2 separate regions of the Homo sapiens genome follow, and region 1 is linked to region 2. Evidence: read pairs that join two places in POLR2A ChIA-PET (ENCODE). Cell type or tissue: CD4-positive, alpha-beta T cell. All regions are shown on one strand. Region 1 overlaps IL6ST (interleukin 6 cytokine family signal transducer). Region 2 holds the start of LOC105378976 (a long non-coding RNA gene).

Region 1 (8,000 bases), 110 kb before region 2:
TTTAAAAGAGGACTTGTTCATCAAATTAATCACTAATTGGGATAATTAACATTGGAGATTTTTTAAATGACTGTCCTGATTAATTTTGAATTTTACTTAGTCTTTTACAGTAAAAAATGTATGAAAGTAATATTGCAGCCATATACTATTCACTTAATTTTATCCTTCCACCACACATATCCCTTTGTAAGTAACTAACATCCTATGAAGCTCAGTAGAAATCAAGAAATCAGTTAAATGCTTGAGAATAAACTATGGGTTGGCAAATATTAACTCTTAAATGCTAAGCATCATATATATATATATATGGGTGTATGTATATATATTTATGTGTGTATATATTGATATATGTGTGTATATATATATTGATATGGGTATGTATGTGTGTATATATATATAAAATGCCAAATCTAATTTAGGCAGAAACTTTGCTTTATTAAACATCTGCTTTTATGTTTTCAAGCCTGTGCCTTTGCTCATGCTGCTCTCTAAGATGCCACCTTCTTCCTATTTGTCCACATACTAACTCAAGGCTCAAGTATTTTCTTCTTCATAAAACCTTTGAAGGTAAAATTATCCACTACTGGTATATTTAAATTCCTACTCTATTTACTGTCTACATAGTCCACAGGTTCTCCTTTTTCTGATTTACTTATGCAAAATTTCTTCAACTAAGCTGTAAGGTCCTCGTTGGCAAGACTCAAGCCATGTGAAGAAGCCATAATGGATCCATGAGACTACAGATAGAGAATTGAAAAAAGGTAGGTTATAAAATAATACTAAGTATAATTTAATTTTAGGAAAAAAATATATACAAAGAAGACACTAAAAGGATACACAAATATGTTATTTTGGGGTAAGGGACTAGGACTAATTTTTCTTCCTCTCTACATTTTACTGTACAGTCTAAATTCCCTATAATGAACACCTATGTAATAAAAAAATTTTAGGCTGAGCATGGTGGCTCATACCTGTAATCCGGCACTCTGGGAGGCTAAGGCAGGAGGACTGAGGCCAGGAGTTCAAAACCAGCCTGGGCAACACAGCGAGATCCCATCTCTACCAAAAAAATTGTTTTAACTAGCCAGGCATGGTGGTGCCTACCAGCAGTCTTAGTTACTTGGGAGGCTGAGGCAGGAGGATTGCTTGAGCCCAGGAATTTGAGGTTGCAGTGAGCTATGACTGCACCACTGCACTCCAGCCTGGGAGACAGAGCAAGACTCTGTCTCAAAAACAAACAAACAAAAAATATACATATGGGCTTTTATGTGTGTGTGTACACACACACATACATATATACAAAGCTCTGTAGAGATGGCTGGTCTCCACAGAAATACATAAAATATACATTTTTAAGTTTATTTTTTAATTTTTCTCAAGATTATGGTATAAAGTTTTATTTTAAATAACATACCTATTAACATACCACCACATGGGACCAACCTTATCCCAGAAACTATATTCATTACTGACCCTAACAGCAAAGCTCAGGAACTTTTATCATTTATTTTATGTAGTCACTCATTCATTTATTCCCTCATTCAGCAAGCATTCAACCAACAAGGCACATGGAATTTACTACTTATCATTAACTAGGCTGGCACTTGGGGGTGGGGGTTACAATTATGGTAAAATAAGGTAATTTTCTATAATGATTCAAAATGTAGGGGGAGCAAGAAAGAATGTTGGTTAAGTTTGCTTTAGGGAAGATACAGAAGAGCCAGATGATGAGGTGAAGACCTCACTGGGGGCAATGCACTAAGAAAAGAGAAGTTAGCATGAGGAGCTTGCAGTTGAAGAAAATGATGATGAAAGGGTACGCACAATCAACAGGACTTGACACTCAGCTTATGTGAGAGAAAAATATACAAATACATTTATTGTAATCACATTTAAATTTATGGCTTTGGCATAGAACGAGGGAGGGAAAATGTATTTGGGAAGGAAAGAGAAGATGGCTAAAGCCATGGACAGAGTTTGAATAGGCAAGTAAGAAAACAGGGTCAAGAGGCCGGGTGCGGTGGCTCATGCCTGTAATCCCAGCACTTTGGGAGGCCGAGGCAGGTGGATCACCTGAGGTCAGGAGGTCGAGACCATCCCAGCCAACATGGTGAAACCCCGTCTCTACAAAAATACAAAAAATTAGCCAGGCATGGTAGTGGGCACCTCTACCCCAGCTACGTGGGAGGCTGAGGTAGGAGAATCACTTGAACCTGGGAGGTGGAGGTTGCAGTGAGCTGAGATCGCACCACTGCACTCCAGCCTGGGTGACAGAGCGAGACTCTGTCTCAAAAAAAAAAAAAAAAAAAAAAAAAGCAAAAAAAGGAGAAGAAGAAGAAAACACCAAAGAACAAGGAGACTCAGGAGACTGTGCTAGCAGAAAAAGTATGGTTAGAAAACCCAAGGGAGGAGGGAGTTTCAAGGATGGAAGGCCAACAGAGTCAAATGCAGAAAAGGCTGGAGGCAGTGGCTTATGTCTATAATCCCAGCACTTTAGGAGGCCAAGGCAGAAGGATCACTTGAGCCCAGGAGTTTGAGACCAGCCATCTCTATAAAAAAAATTAGCTGGATGTGGTGGCACTGGTCCCAGCTACTTGAGAAACTGAGGTAGGAGGATCACTTGAGCCCAGGAGGTCAAGGCTGCAGTGTGCCATGTTCATGCCATTGCACTCCACTGTAGCCTGGGCAACAGAGTAAGACCCTGCCTCCAAAAAAAAAAAGTAGAAAAAAGATGAAAACTAAAAAGCATGCAGTACATATGATGATCAAGAGGTCTTCTGAGTGACACCAGAGAGGTTTCAGTGCAGGGGTGGGGTAGGACCCCTAATTTCAGTATGTTAAATACTGAGTGGGAGGTACGGAAGTGAAGACTGTAAAGTGGACTAGTCCTTCAAGTAATCTCTCAATAAAAGAAAGAAATGAGGATAGAGAAGGAAAGAACACACCCAAACCAGTGAAAAAAATGAACCCACATGGAAAGATACACAAATTCTTTTAGGATTTTTAGTACAGCTGAATATAGTCAGAAGCAGTTAATAAAATACCAAAAAGGTGAGGAATAACACTTTCTATAAAGAAACCACCAACCAAAGCCAGATAATATAAAAATCATCATGAATCCAAAGATGTACTTTTTAACACAATTTTAGCACATAAACTAAGTTCATTTCTAACCTAAGTTTGAGAAAGAAAAAAAACCAAACTTCATTATTTCTTACCAAACTTTGGGGTAGTAAAAGTGAATTCTGGACCATCCTTCCCACCTTCATCTGTGTATGCTGCCATTCGTACCATGTACAATGTGTCACTAGTCAAAGAGGACAATGTATATTCTGTGTGGGAAGAATCCACATTCACAGCTGGAAGAAATAAGAACTGTGCTTCATTCAACTATTCAATGCTTTTGCTTATTTGGCCTATATTTGGCATTGTGAAAGTGTTAAAAAAGAAGCGAAGTATTTTTGTTGGAAAACAACTTTTATAATGTTCTGACATAATTTTATGTTCTAAAGCACAACACAATACTTTTTCAATAAATCCATGAAAGTAACCATAAGGCAAATTCTCAGGTGTCTCCTGAGGCCAATATACTATAAGATGTATAAGAAGAACAGACTTAAATTAGTACTTAAAAGCTTAAGGAAAAAATAACTGATTCTTAATAACTGATACAGTTTTATTACCAGTTTCATTTCCAATGATGGTTCTATAAAATATAGTATAATTTCTGATAAATCCATTCTGAACATCAACAGGAAGTTGGTCCCACTCTAAGACAGCTTCGTTTTTCCCTACTTTTTTTGTCCGAACAGTAGGTCCTTTGGAAGGTGCTGTAACAGAGTGAACACATTTGCTAACTGAAAATCATTTACAATCTAGTAAAATTTCCTTGTCATAAAATCATTTGAACATAATGAGATACATCTTTATTTAAAAGCGATAAAATGTTTCTGTTAATACAAAGCCCTAAACTTTTTTTTTCAAAGAAGTGAGTTTGGACTTACGAGCTTGTTTAAGGTATGCCTTTATGGATTCAGGGCTTCCTGGTCCATCAGCATATACTGGAGTAACTGTTATCAAATAGCATTTGCTCTCTGCTAAGTTCCCTAAAGCAAGAATAGCAGATTAAGCATGTTTTTCCATAATGAAAAAGTCAAGTTAATACCGTAATTTATTTTTACATTATAATTTCATGACCACTTAATTTTCTTTTAAAACTGCAGTTTTCTAAGTAAGCATTGTCTTTTGTGTACTGGATTCAAGCTTAATCAGGTAAAACTGTCTGTAAAAGTATTGCCAATGCAGTGGATAAAAAATACATTGTTAAGAACAATGATGGTATTTACATTTAGAATTTATAAAACAATGATCTCAAATTACTCTGGATTTTATAGAGTCTGACAATTTTTGTATGTCTTACCTACAAGAGAGAACAGCCTAAGGAGCAAGACGACTAAAGCAGTAAGACCTAGGGGAAAGCACTAACGGTCCTAGTTTGCGAGTTGGAAAAAAGGGTATCTTAAAAAATTTCCTCGGCCAGGCGCTGTGGCTCACGTCTGTAATCCCAGCACTTTGGGAGGTTAAGGTGGGAGGATCACTTGAGGTTAGGAGTTTGAGACCAGCATGGCCAACATGGTGAAACCCCCCTTTACTGAAAATACAAAAATTAGCTGGGCATGGTGGTGGGCACCTGTAGTCCCAGATGCTTGGGAGGCTGTGGCAGGAGAATCACTTGAACCCAGGAGGCGGAGCTTGCAGTGAGCCGAGATCGCACCACTGCACTCCAGCCTGGGCGACAGAGTGAGACTCTGTCTCAAAAAAACAAAAACCAAAACAAACTTCCTTTATTTTTATCTTTTTTAGCATGCACCACTAAAATTTTTCTTATTTATACAGTATATTATCTGTACATATTAGAAAATGTTTTATTGAAATTTATACCTTCAATAAGAATGTATATTCCTTAACTATTACTCATGAAGTTACATGCTCCTTTACCTTCTTAAACAGATTTTACCTTTTCTTAATGATTCAATATTACCAAAAAATGAACAATTTTTATATTCTACTCTAATGTGATGCTTTCAGGGTTACTGAGCAACATACGACTACCTACCCAAACTTAATGTCTCCACAACTTATGCTAGCTTCTATTTTTTTTGAGATGGAGTTTCGTTCTTGTTGTTCAGGCTGGAGTGCAATGGCATGATCTTGGCTCACTGCAACCTCCGCCTCCCGGGTTCAAGAGATTCTCCAGCCTCAGCCTCCCAAATGGCTGGGATTACAGGCATGTGCCACCACGCCTAGCTGATTTTGTTTTAGTAGAGACGGAGTTTATCCACATTGGTCAGGCTGGTCTCGAACTCCCGACCTCAGGTGATTTGCCCGCCTCAGCCTCCCAAAGTGCTGGAATTACAGGCGTGAGCCACCGCATCGGCTGCTGCTTTAAAAAGTTTCTATTGGCTCTGAGCAGTGGTTCACGCCTGTAATACCAGCACTTTGGGAGTTTGAGGTAAAAGAATCGCTTGAGGCCAGGTGTTGGAGATCAGCCTTTGCAACACAGTGAGATTCCCTCTCTACAAAAAAATAAAATTAGCTGAGTGTGGCAGCATGTGCCTGTAGTCCCAGATACTCCAGAGGATGAGGCAGAAGGGTCACTTCAGCCTGGGAGTTGAAGGCTGCAGTCAGCCATGATCATGCCACCATACTCTAGCCTAGGCAACAGAGTGAGACCCTGTATTTATTTTTTTTTAAGAAGTTTCTATAGTTATTTCCAGCCTGTTTCAGGACTTCCTAAGCTCCACCATGTTTTTAATTTGATAAAGTCAGTAAACTAGATAACCAAGCTTATTAAAACTGTACACTAATAACATGTAAGTCCAAACAGCCTGTATTATGACTAAAGCTCAAAAACTTTATGGCAGGAATCTCTCTGCTTAGGGCTTTTCTCTAATTAACCATATTATTCACAGCTGAATTCTAATTATTAATTATCAACAAAAGACTATAAACTGAGTTTTTTTCTCTTCAAAGTTGTTGTATCACTTTATAACCACTTAAGCAGCACCATAACACACAGACTGGAGCGCTACGATTCATTACTTCTGTCCTTTGTTACTACTTCCAATTGAAAGACATAAGGAAATCTGAGTTCTAGTTCTGCTTCCTCTATCTGATGGTTCTAAGACATTACACAAGTCATCCAGATGCTCTAGGAAACTATTTTCTCATGTGAAGGATGAGGTACAGAGAACATATAACTAATCAGCAGCAAAGGTTGGACTCTTATATTTCTCTATACTCTATAGTTTTAGGAGTTTTCCCTTGACGATAAAATCATATTGGGGTACAAAAAGAAGAAAGTATTAACCCCACTCTGTTCATAAAGAGACTGTAATTCAGAGAGGTTAAGTATGACTTGCTGAAAGTCACACATCTAGTAAGTAGTGAGGCTATGATAAATTGGAAGTCGTTTCAACGGACCAAAACACTATAAGCAAAAGAAAAAGCTGCCTAAAGAGTTAGAAAAAGGATATCAATTTAGATGTTTCTAGCCAGGTATACCTCTTAAATAGGTGCGATGCACGGTACCATCTTCTTGTTGCCAGTCTGTGATACAGGGTGCTTTATCTGATAACACACACCACTCAAGTATATATTTCTTTACAGATTCCCTTGGAGTAGTCCATTCCACCCAAAGCATGTTATCTTTGGGGAATGCTTTAAGATCCATTACAGGGTGAGTAGCTTTAAAACAAAGTTTGAATATTGAAATAATAAATATTAACAAATTTGAAATTTCCATATTTTACAGTCATTTCCAAAACATGTGATTTATCAATTTTTGTAGCATATACTTCCTTGCCTAAAAGCACTTTATTATAACTTACAGGTAAAGTAGTCAATTTTTAAACTTAGATTTTGCTTCCCCGCTGGGCACTGTGGCTCATTCCTGTAATTCCAACATTTTACGAGGCCAAGGCAGGTGGATCACTTGACATCAGGAGTTCGAAACCAGCCTGGCCAACACGGTGAAACCCCGTCTCTACTAAAAATACAAAATTAGCCAGGCATTGTGGTGCGTGCCTTTAATTCCAGCTACTTGGGAGGCTGGTGCACAAGAATCGCTTGAAGCCAGGAGGCAGAGGCTGAGATCGTGCCATTGCACTCCAGCCTAGGCGACAGAGCAAGACTGTCTCAAAAAGAAAAAAAAAAATTTGCTTTCCCTAAATTCTTCAAATGCTTTCGGTTTGTAATTGCAATTTTTCTTCTTTGAAAGCTACGAATAAAGCTACAGATAAACGTTTCAGTCATATGTATACAAAGTTCTCAAAATCTTGAAATAATATTTTAAAAACCAGGTAAGTAATCAGAATATGCTTAAATGAATGAAGTAGCTTACTGTGAAGTTTAAGTGAGCATGTAGTGATGGAAATGTTCTTGCATCCTGATGAAATTTGTCTGCTGACTGATTCCTAAAAATGCGATCACTAGCTGGGTTTGGTGGCATATGCCTGTTAATCCCAGCACTTTGGGAGGCCAGGGGAGATCGCTTGAGCTCAGGAGTTCGAGACCAGCCTGAGCAACCTGGCGAGACCCAGTCTCTGAAAAAAAGAAAATCATTATTTATAAAATTTAAAAAATTAAAAAATAAACAAGTGATTATCCCTGATACTGAGGAGACAGTCTTAGATAACTTGTGTTTTTTATGGGAGCCCTGTCCATACCTAACCACCATTTTTCCACCCAAGAGTCAGGCTCCATCTCACAGATACAAACCTTGAAAGTCACAGGCAGGGATAGTTAAAACAGCTGCATCTGATTTGCCAACAAGATTTCTTACTGTTAGGGTTGCTAGATAGCGATCATTTGTGAGATTTACTGTCAGTTTTGTGGCATTAACTGTGTAATTTTGTAAATGTGATTTCCATCTTGTGAGAGTCACTTCATAATCCAAGATTTTTCCATTGGCTTCAAAAGGAGGCAATGTCTGTAATAAA
Region 2 (8,000 bases):
GCCTCCCGAGTAGCTGGGATTACAGGTGTACACCACTGCACCCAGATAATTTTTGTATTTTTAGTAGAGATGGGGTTTCGCCATGTTGGCCAGGCTGGTCTTGAACTCCTGGCCTCAAGGGATTTGCCTGCCTCAGCCTCCCAAAATGCTGAGATTACAGGCATGAGCCATAGCCCAAGTGTGATTTTTTAATGGGTAAGGAATGTCCTTGCGAGTGGTGAAACTTCTTGGAAATAGTTAGAGGTAATGATTGCACAACATTGTGTATGTACTAAATGCCACTGAATTGTATGCTTTAAAATGGTTAATGGTTAATTTTATGTCATATACATTTTATCTCAATTTTTAAAAAACCTAAAAAAATGTGCTCCCAGGTCATTCTGATATTTGGAAGATCTGATCTTGGAAGGTTGTACCTGGCTGGACTTTATGTTAAAAGATCTTTATTTATTTATTTATTTTGAGATGAAGTTTTGCTCTTGCTGCCCAGGCTGGAGTGCAATGGTGCAATCTCAGCTCATTGTAACCTCTGCCTCCTGGGTTCAAGAGATTCTCCTGTCTCAGCCTCCCAGGTAGCTGGGATTATAGGCACCCGCCACTACACCCGGCTAATTTTAAAAGATCTCTATACTGATCTCAGCCTCTGGGTCTTGGTCCAATCTTCTCCTTGTGAATCTGTAACAAACTGAATTCTCTTTAGAAAGTTTGAGGAATCTTAAAAAATTGTTGATAGTTAGCAGGTAAGCCTGTAGCTTTTGTGCTATCTTGGAGATTGCTCCTGGCTCACATGGACCCAGAGTTCTGAGGTCATCATCTCTGCTGTGGTCTAACCAGAGCTCTGAGGGCTCAGCATAGGTCTGGATCCAATTTCTCTGAGTGGAGTAGCGTGGGTGAGATCCTTCTTACCAGAGGATTAGCAAGGCTAGACTAGTCCTAGAGTCTGTTGAGACAGTCTACAGAATAATTTTGAGTGCTTGGGATTGACTGGCTATCAATTTGCATCTCTCTGGGGTTTTTACTATTTACCAATAGATATACAACTGGTTATTGCAGCATCGAAATAGATCCAATCTCATTCATTGGCACAAGTTACACCATAGAAGACCTTATATTAATAACCCTGACCGTGTTAGAGTATGGCCAGGCTTGCAGATATGAGAAAAACTAGCCAGACATCCTTACGAGACAGAGTTGTGATATAGAAAGAGCATAGGATGATGATAGTCAATACCTTGGTTCTGGAAGTTTCTTTGTCTTTAAAGACTAAAGCAGAGGCACAGAGTCAGAGAGTACCCCCTGTTCTCTATGTGTATCCATTCTCCATTCTAGTCTTCCTTCAGCCTCTGCTGCTATAGACACCCCTATGTCCTTATACTTCCTGTTTTTGTCTTTTCTGTGCCACTTGAACTTTGAGCCATCTGTCAAACCAGGGGATCCTTATACCCGAACACTTTCTTCTTCCGGGTTTTGTGTATGCCTAGCCACTTTGAGGATGAGGGAATAAGCCAAAGGGAGAAGGTGGTTGGGAGTTGGAGCTCAGAGTTGAGCCCTGTCCCCGTGGAATTTCCTAAGCTGGCACCACAGTGGGGTGTGGGGAGTGCTTCTGAAAGACAGGCATCATCCCAAGCCCCGTGCATCTCAGGTAGGACTGAGTCTTAGACTATGAGGAAGACATAGTTTGGGCTCCTTATTACTACCTCCAGAGGACCTAGCATCTACGGGGAGTATTTTCTCTTCCCTTTTCTTGCCCTCTGGAATGGAAGCCTCTTCAGATAGATTCATCTCATTGTTGCAGAATTTTAGACGTTTGTCTTTTCCATTTGCTTGGTCATCTTGCCTTTTCGCATTAGGTTTCATGACTTGAATCATGAAAGGGCAGAAAAGCAGACAGTACTCTAGTTAAAATAAAACAGAGATGGAGGGAGGGTCCTGGAGAAGAAGGGTACTGTGTATGATGCTGGGGGGAGGAAAGAAGAGATGAGGGAACCGGGGGTGGGACCACAGAGAGCTTATAATTCTGACCTGAACTTGTGAAGAAGAGATCATTGATTTGAACGTTCTGCCATCTGCCTAGATTGCATTCGAACGTGAGTAAGAAGAGAAAGTTACTGCCTACCACATATAACTTTCCTTTCCTACCCTCCCTCGATTTCTCAGACTGACTCAGGTACTGGAAGCATTTACTGAGGACTTGGCCATGGGAAATGAGAGACCACCAGGCAAACTCGCAGGGAAGATGATTTGTTTACTGTCTCTTTATTTCTCTTTCTCAACGTCTCCCCCGAGAACCTGGAGTCTACAGATTTCCACAGTAGAGAGCTCTGGCTCTCTACTCTAGTAGGACTTTGTGTACTGGACCATTTCTGACCACTTCTGTTTTCTCAACATTACTTTTTCTGTCTCCTATCCTCCCTCTAGAGTTGGTGTGAAACTAGACCTAAGGTGTGGTGAATAGCAGGGTCTTGACATGTTTGCCCTTTCTCAGTTTCCAGGTGACATTTTATTCTCTCCTCATTATTGCCTGAAGAAATGAGCTCAGCAAGGTGTGAGGAAACATAGTAGGGCTGTTGGCAGAGATATCTTTTGATAGGGGGAACATTTAAATGGATATTTTGAAGGAAATTGGCTTGAATATATTGACCTGTGTATATAACTGATCAAAATTCTGGAGTATTGCCAGGTGTGGTAGCCTGTGCCTATAATCCCAGCACTTTGGGAGGCCAAAGAAGGAGGATGGCTTGCGGCCAGGAGTTTGAGACCAGCCTGGGCAACATAGTGAGAACTTGTCTCTAAAAAGCTAAAAAATAGGTTGGGCGCAGTGGCTCACGCCTGTAATCCCAGCACTTTGGGATGCCAAGGCGGGCGGATCACAAGGTCAGGAGATCAAGACCATCCTGGCCAACAAGGTGAAACCCCATCTCTACTAAAATACAAAAAATTAGCCGGGCATGGTGCGGGTGCCTGTAATCCCAGCTACTCCGGAGGCTGAGGGAGGAGAATCGCTTGAACCCAGGAGGCAGAGGTTGCAGGGAGCCGAGATCGCGCCACTGCACTCCAGCCTGGCGACAGAACAAGACTCTGTCTCAAATAACTAACTAACTAAATAAAAATTATTGCATGTGGGTTGTGCACCTGTAGTCCCAGCTACTTAGGAGGCTGAAGTGGTAGGATCATTTGAGCCCAGGTGTTTGAGGCTGTGGTGAGCCATGATTGCACCATTCTACCCCAGGCTAGGCCACAGAGTGAGACCCTGAGTCTTAAAAAAAATTGGCCAGGCGCGGTGGCTCACGCCTATAATCCCAGCACTTTGGGAGGCCGAGGCGGACGGATCACGAGGTCAGGAGATTGAGACCATCCTGGCTAACACAATGAAACCCCGTCTCTACTAAAAATAAAAAAAACTAGCCGGGCCTGGTGGTGGGTGCCTGTAATCCTAGCTACCCAGGAGGCTGAGGCAGGAGAATGGTGTGAACCCGGGAGGCGGAGCTTGCAGTGAGCAGAGAGCGTGTCACTGCACTCCAGCCTGGGTGACAGAGCTAGACTCCGTCTCAAAAAAAAAAAAAAAAAAATTCCAGAGTGTTATATCCATCCAGTAAATGGTTATGGAGCTCTCCTATAAATTACTGACTCAAGGCAATTATTGTCTGGAATTTAACGAGAGAGAGAGAGAGAGAGAGAGAGAGAGAGAATTTGACAAACTTGGCTGGCATACACATTGATGATCCTTAAGGAAAACAATAAAACTGCCTCACAGGCCGTAAGGGAAAGCACACACTGTAATGACATCTCAGCAACTCGTAGCACAGTGCACATTTCCCACAAGGCTGTGGTTCCCCGTGTCCTCACCCGCCTTGGTTGTAATAGTGGCTAGCAGGCCGTGTTCCATCATTAGTAACATCTCTCTTTGTGGGAATAGTGGTGTAATTGTGGACAGAAGTTCATGTTGAGTTCTATTTATAGCTTCTGGTGACTCATTAATATGTTACCTTAGCAAAGGGTAGCTCCAGAGCCAGCCTTTTATTACTGTATTAGTCAAAAACATTCTCACTGGGGTATTCTGATACAATGAAAAACAAACTGTAAAACACTTCTAGCAATTTGCATGTCAGCCTTTTAATTGGTGTGATATTAGCACCCTTGCACGCTTTATTGGAAGCTACAGTTGTCAAAGGTACCCATGTCTACAAGTGCTTACCAACATGTAGGTTCTGTGTTAAGGGAAAGAAAAAAGAATCCACTTGTAGTCTTCTGAAGAGTTAAACTCTCAGTTGATCTGGAAAATATGTTAACCAACCTTCAAAAGTATTTTCGCTCCCGGAAGTCTTCAAGCCCTCTGTGACTATGCCCTTTGTAACATTTTTACACATGTGACCTTCACACTCACCACTTTGATTCCAACAGCGAAGTCGAAGTCGTGGTCAGGAGTAAGACTGAGCTGGGTAGAGATAGTAAGGTAAGACTTTGAAGCTGCTGTACTTTTATCAATTCAGTCTGAAAAACAGTCTCTGTGGTTAAGCCCATTAAATCTCTTGTGCTTTCATAGCAGCTTGGCTAAAGGTTATTACTATGAAGGCTGGAGGGAGAGTGGGAGATAACTTCGACCAGAGAGCTCTCACTGAAATGGGTTCAAAGGAGTTACTCATCTTCTATTCCCTTTAGCGGAACCTCATAATCGGATAGCACTTACTCTGTGCTTTGTTAAAAATATAGCATACAGGCTGGGCACAGTGGCTCACGCTTGTAATCCCAGCACTTTGGGAGGCCGAGGTGGGCAGATCATCTGAGGTCAGGAGTTCAAGACAAGCCTGACCAACATGGAGAAACCCCGTCTCTACTAAAAATACAAAATTAGCCAGGCGTGACGGCACATGCCTGTAATCTCAGCTACTCTGGAGGCTGAGGCAGGAGAATCGCTTGAACCTGGGAGGCGGAGGTTGCGGTGAGCCAAGATCACACCATTGCACTCCAGCCTGGACAACAAGAGCAAAACTCCGTCTAAAAAAAAAAATGTAGCATACAATGAAACTACCAATATCAAGTGCTAGCAAGGATTTGGAGCACTTGATATTTTTAAGAATTTTCTTACATTGCTGACGGGAATGCAAAATAGTACAGCCACTCTGGAAAACAATTTGGCAGTGTGAAAGGAAATTAAATCTTGGGATCCCAAACTCATTAAGCCAAAGGGAAAAGTCAAGCTGGGAACTGGGTCACACAAACCTGCTTCCCCATTTTTGGTTCCTAAATAAGATGGCTACAAGATGAAAAGCTACAAGCTTCCCCCATATTTTGCCCACAAGGAAATTCCTTGTGAGCTGCAAGATCTTCTAAGGTGTTTCTGTTAAAATTTCACCATGGCAATGTAAACTGATCCTTATCTTTATGGATGCTGTCACCCCTGGCCCACCAGACACAAATGCATATCAGATTGTTCTCCTGGCCCATTTTCGTCTATGTTATCTTATGGAAAATGCAGATTCCCAGCCGGGCGTGATGGCTCACACCTGTAATCCCATCACTTTGGAAGGCGGAGGCTGGCGGATCACGAGGTCAGGAGTTTGAGACCAGCTTGGCCAACATAGTGAAATCGCGCCTTTACTAAAAATACAAAAAGTTAGCTGGGCGTGGTGGCAGGCGCCTCTAATCCCAGCTATTTGGGAGGTTGAGGCAGGAGAACTGCTTGAACCTGGGAGGCAGAGGTTGCAGTGAGCCGAGATCGTGCCATTGCACTCCAGCCTGAGCGACAGTGCGAGACTCTGTCTAAAAAAAAAAAAAAAGCAGATTCCCTGCATTTTTTCCTCTGCCCCATTTGTCTATGTCATCTTATGTAAAAACCGCAGATTCACTGAGCCAGACAAAGGCATGAATGGCTATTTTTCCTTACCCTGCTCTTACATGAAAATTGTATACATCTCAATATCCTGCCCTTTCCCCTTTAAATTTGGAGCCCTCAAAATCATCTTCAGAGAAAGGCATAGACCTGTCTCCCAGGTGTGCAGCCTTAACTTTGGCAAAATAAACCTCCTAAAATGATTGAGACTTGTCTCGTCATTTTTCTTGATTGACAGCAGTTTCTTACAAAGTTAAGCATACACAAAGCATGTAACATAACAATCTCACTCCTAGGTATTTACTCAAGAGAAGTGAGCAGGGAACGGTATGAGGTAGGTACAGAGCATTCAGGCAGAGAGGACCACCTGCAGGAGAGTGACAACTCTGAGGAGGTGAGGAGACAAGGCATTGTCGTAGATGGAAGCTTATGGGGAGGCAACGAGATGAGGCTGCAGGCTGGGCTTTGTGGGCTGTGGTAGGGATTTTGGTTTCTATTCTGAGAATGATGAGAAACCATTAAAATGATTTAGGCAAGAGGGTGACATAATCAGATGTACCTTTTTAAATGATCAACCTGGTTGCAGTGTGGAGAGTGGACTGGAGGGAGGCAAGTATGCCCAGGGAGGTCATTGAGTTGTCTGGGAGAATTCCTGATGGGGCTTGGGATAGGGCTGTAACCTTAGAGATGCTCTCTTTTAATGCCCCAAATACCCCTAGGAAGGTTTGCACTGATGGCTTTTTTTTTTTTGAGATGGAGTATCTCTCTGTCGCCCAGGCTGGAGTGCAGTGGCGCCATCTCGGCTCACTGCAAGCTCCACCTCCTGGGTTCATGCCATTCTCCTGCCTCAGCCTCCCGAGTAGCTGGGACTACAGGCGCCCACCACCACGCCTGGCTAATTTTTTGTATTTTTAGTAGAGACGGGGTTTCACCGTGTTAGCCAGGATGGTCTCGATCTCCTGACCTTGTGATCTGCCCACCTCAGCCTCCCAAAGTGCTGGGATTACAGGAGTGAGCCACCATGCCCGGCCTCACTGATGTCTTTTATATAATAATATTTCTAGTAGAATCAAGAATAATGAATCACTTCTTTTCAAATACAGATTATAAAATACTCCATATATAAAAAAGAATTTATGTGATATTAAAGGAAATTAAATACCATAAAAAAAATCAGGACTTTCTTTCCTTTCTTCCTTTCTCCCCTCCCCTCCCCTTCCATTCCCTTGGGGTCTTGCTCTGTTGCCCAGACTAAAGTGCAGTGGCACAATCTCGGCTCACTGCAACATGCGCCTCCCAGGTTCAAGTGATTCTCCTGCCTCAGCCCCCCGAGTAGCTGGGATTACAGACAAAAGGCATGCCACCACACCTGGCTGATTTTTTTATTTTTCCTAGAGATGGGGTTTCACCATGTTGGCCAAACTGGTCTTGAACTCCTGACGTCAAGTGACCAACCAGCCTTGGCCTCCCAAAGTGCTGGGATTACAGGTGTGAGCCACCACACACGTCCCGGTATCAGGACTTTCTAATAGTTACAGCTTGTAAGCATTGGAAGAGGCTGGCTTGGGAGGTGACGGGAGGCCATGCTGTTGACAATTTGTGTAAGGGTGTGGAAGAAGGATTCCCAGGAGAGGAGAGAGGTTGGGTAGTTGACTGCAAAGGTGCTGATCCTAAAATCCTCTGCCACAATGCAACAAAAAGCAAAAATATTTGTTACAAGCAAAGCTCTTAAGGGGCATTTGAAAACCTGGGGTGTTGGTTTCTTAAAATCAAATGTGGAATTGTAGCTCCTGTTTTTGGTGAGTCCTTTGATTTTTGGAACATGTAAGATGGAACCATGTGCATACATATACTCACTTATATAGCAATAAATGTGGTGGAGGTATTTTAATTTCTTGAGTCCCAGAGGTATTGGGTTAAGAGCAGAGTGAGAGATTGGATAAGGAGATGGTTGCAACGATTCCTTTTTCTATTCCACAGAAGCAGCTCACAGACTATGACTTGTGGGCCAAATGGCACTTGTTTTGTATGACCCATGAACTAAGAATGTTGCTTACATTTTGTTTGATTAAACTTTTAAATTTGAGGCCAGGCGTGGTGGCTCACACCTGTAATCCCAGCACTTTGGGAGGCTGAGGTGGGTGGATCACCTGAGGTCGGGAGTTCGAGA

What was found. ChIA-PET counts read pairs that join two places held together with the same protein. Peaks named below come from ENCODE experiments on the same cell type or tissue, not always from the same donor. Only the 100,000 strongest peaks of a DNase experiment are listed, where the experiment ranks them.
Region 1: POLR2A ChIA-PET joins it to region 2 with 12 read pairs; 4 of 35 experiments call an interaction of 5 or more read pairs at or near these places.

The regions. Positions count from the first base shown.
Region 1 is chr5:55,948,246-55,956,245 of GRCh38, forward strand. It overlaps IL6ST (interleukin 6 cytokine family signal transducer), which reads right to left. Exons shown (of 17, transcript NM_002184.4): 10 at 7,780-7,990; 11 at 6,565-6,747; 12 at 4,005-4,106; 13 at 3,684-3,830; 14 at 3,219-3,359. Among named protein-coding and RNA genes, the nearest start is that of IL6ST, 43 kb to the right of the region's middle. In CD4-positive, alpha-beta T cell, no CTCF peak of the experiment used is centred here; no DNase peak of the experiment used is centred here.
Region 2 is chr5:56,054,644-56,062,643 of GRCh38, forward strand. It overlaps LOC105378976 (a long non-coding RNA gene), which reads left to right and starts at 4,377. Exons shown (of 2, transcript XR_007058777.1): 1 at 4,377-4,453. In CD4-positive, alpha-beta T cell, no CTCF peak of the experiment used is centred here; DNase peaks (open chromatin) are centred at 3,858, 4,398 and 6,278; H3K4me3 peaks cover 1,218 bases; H3K27ac peaks cover 3,337 bases.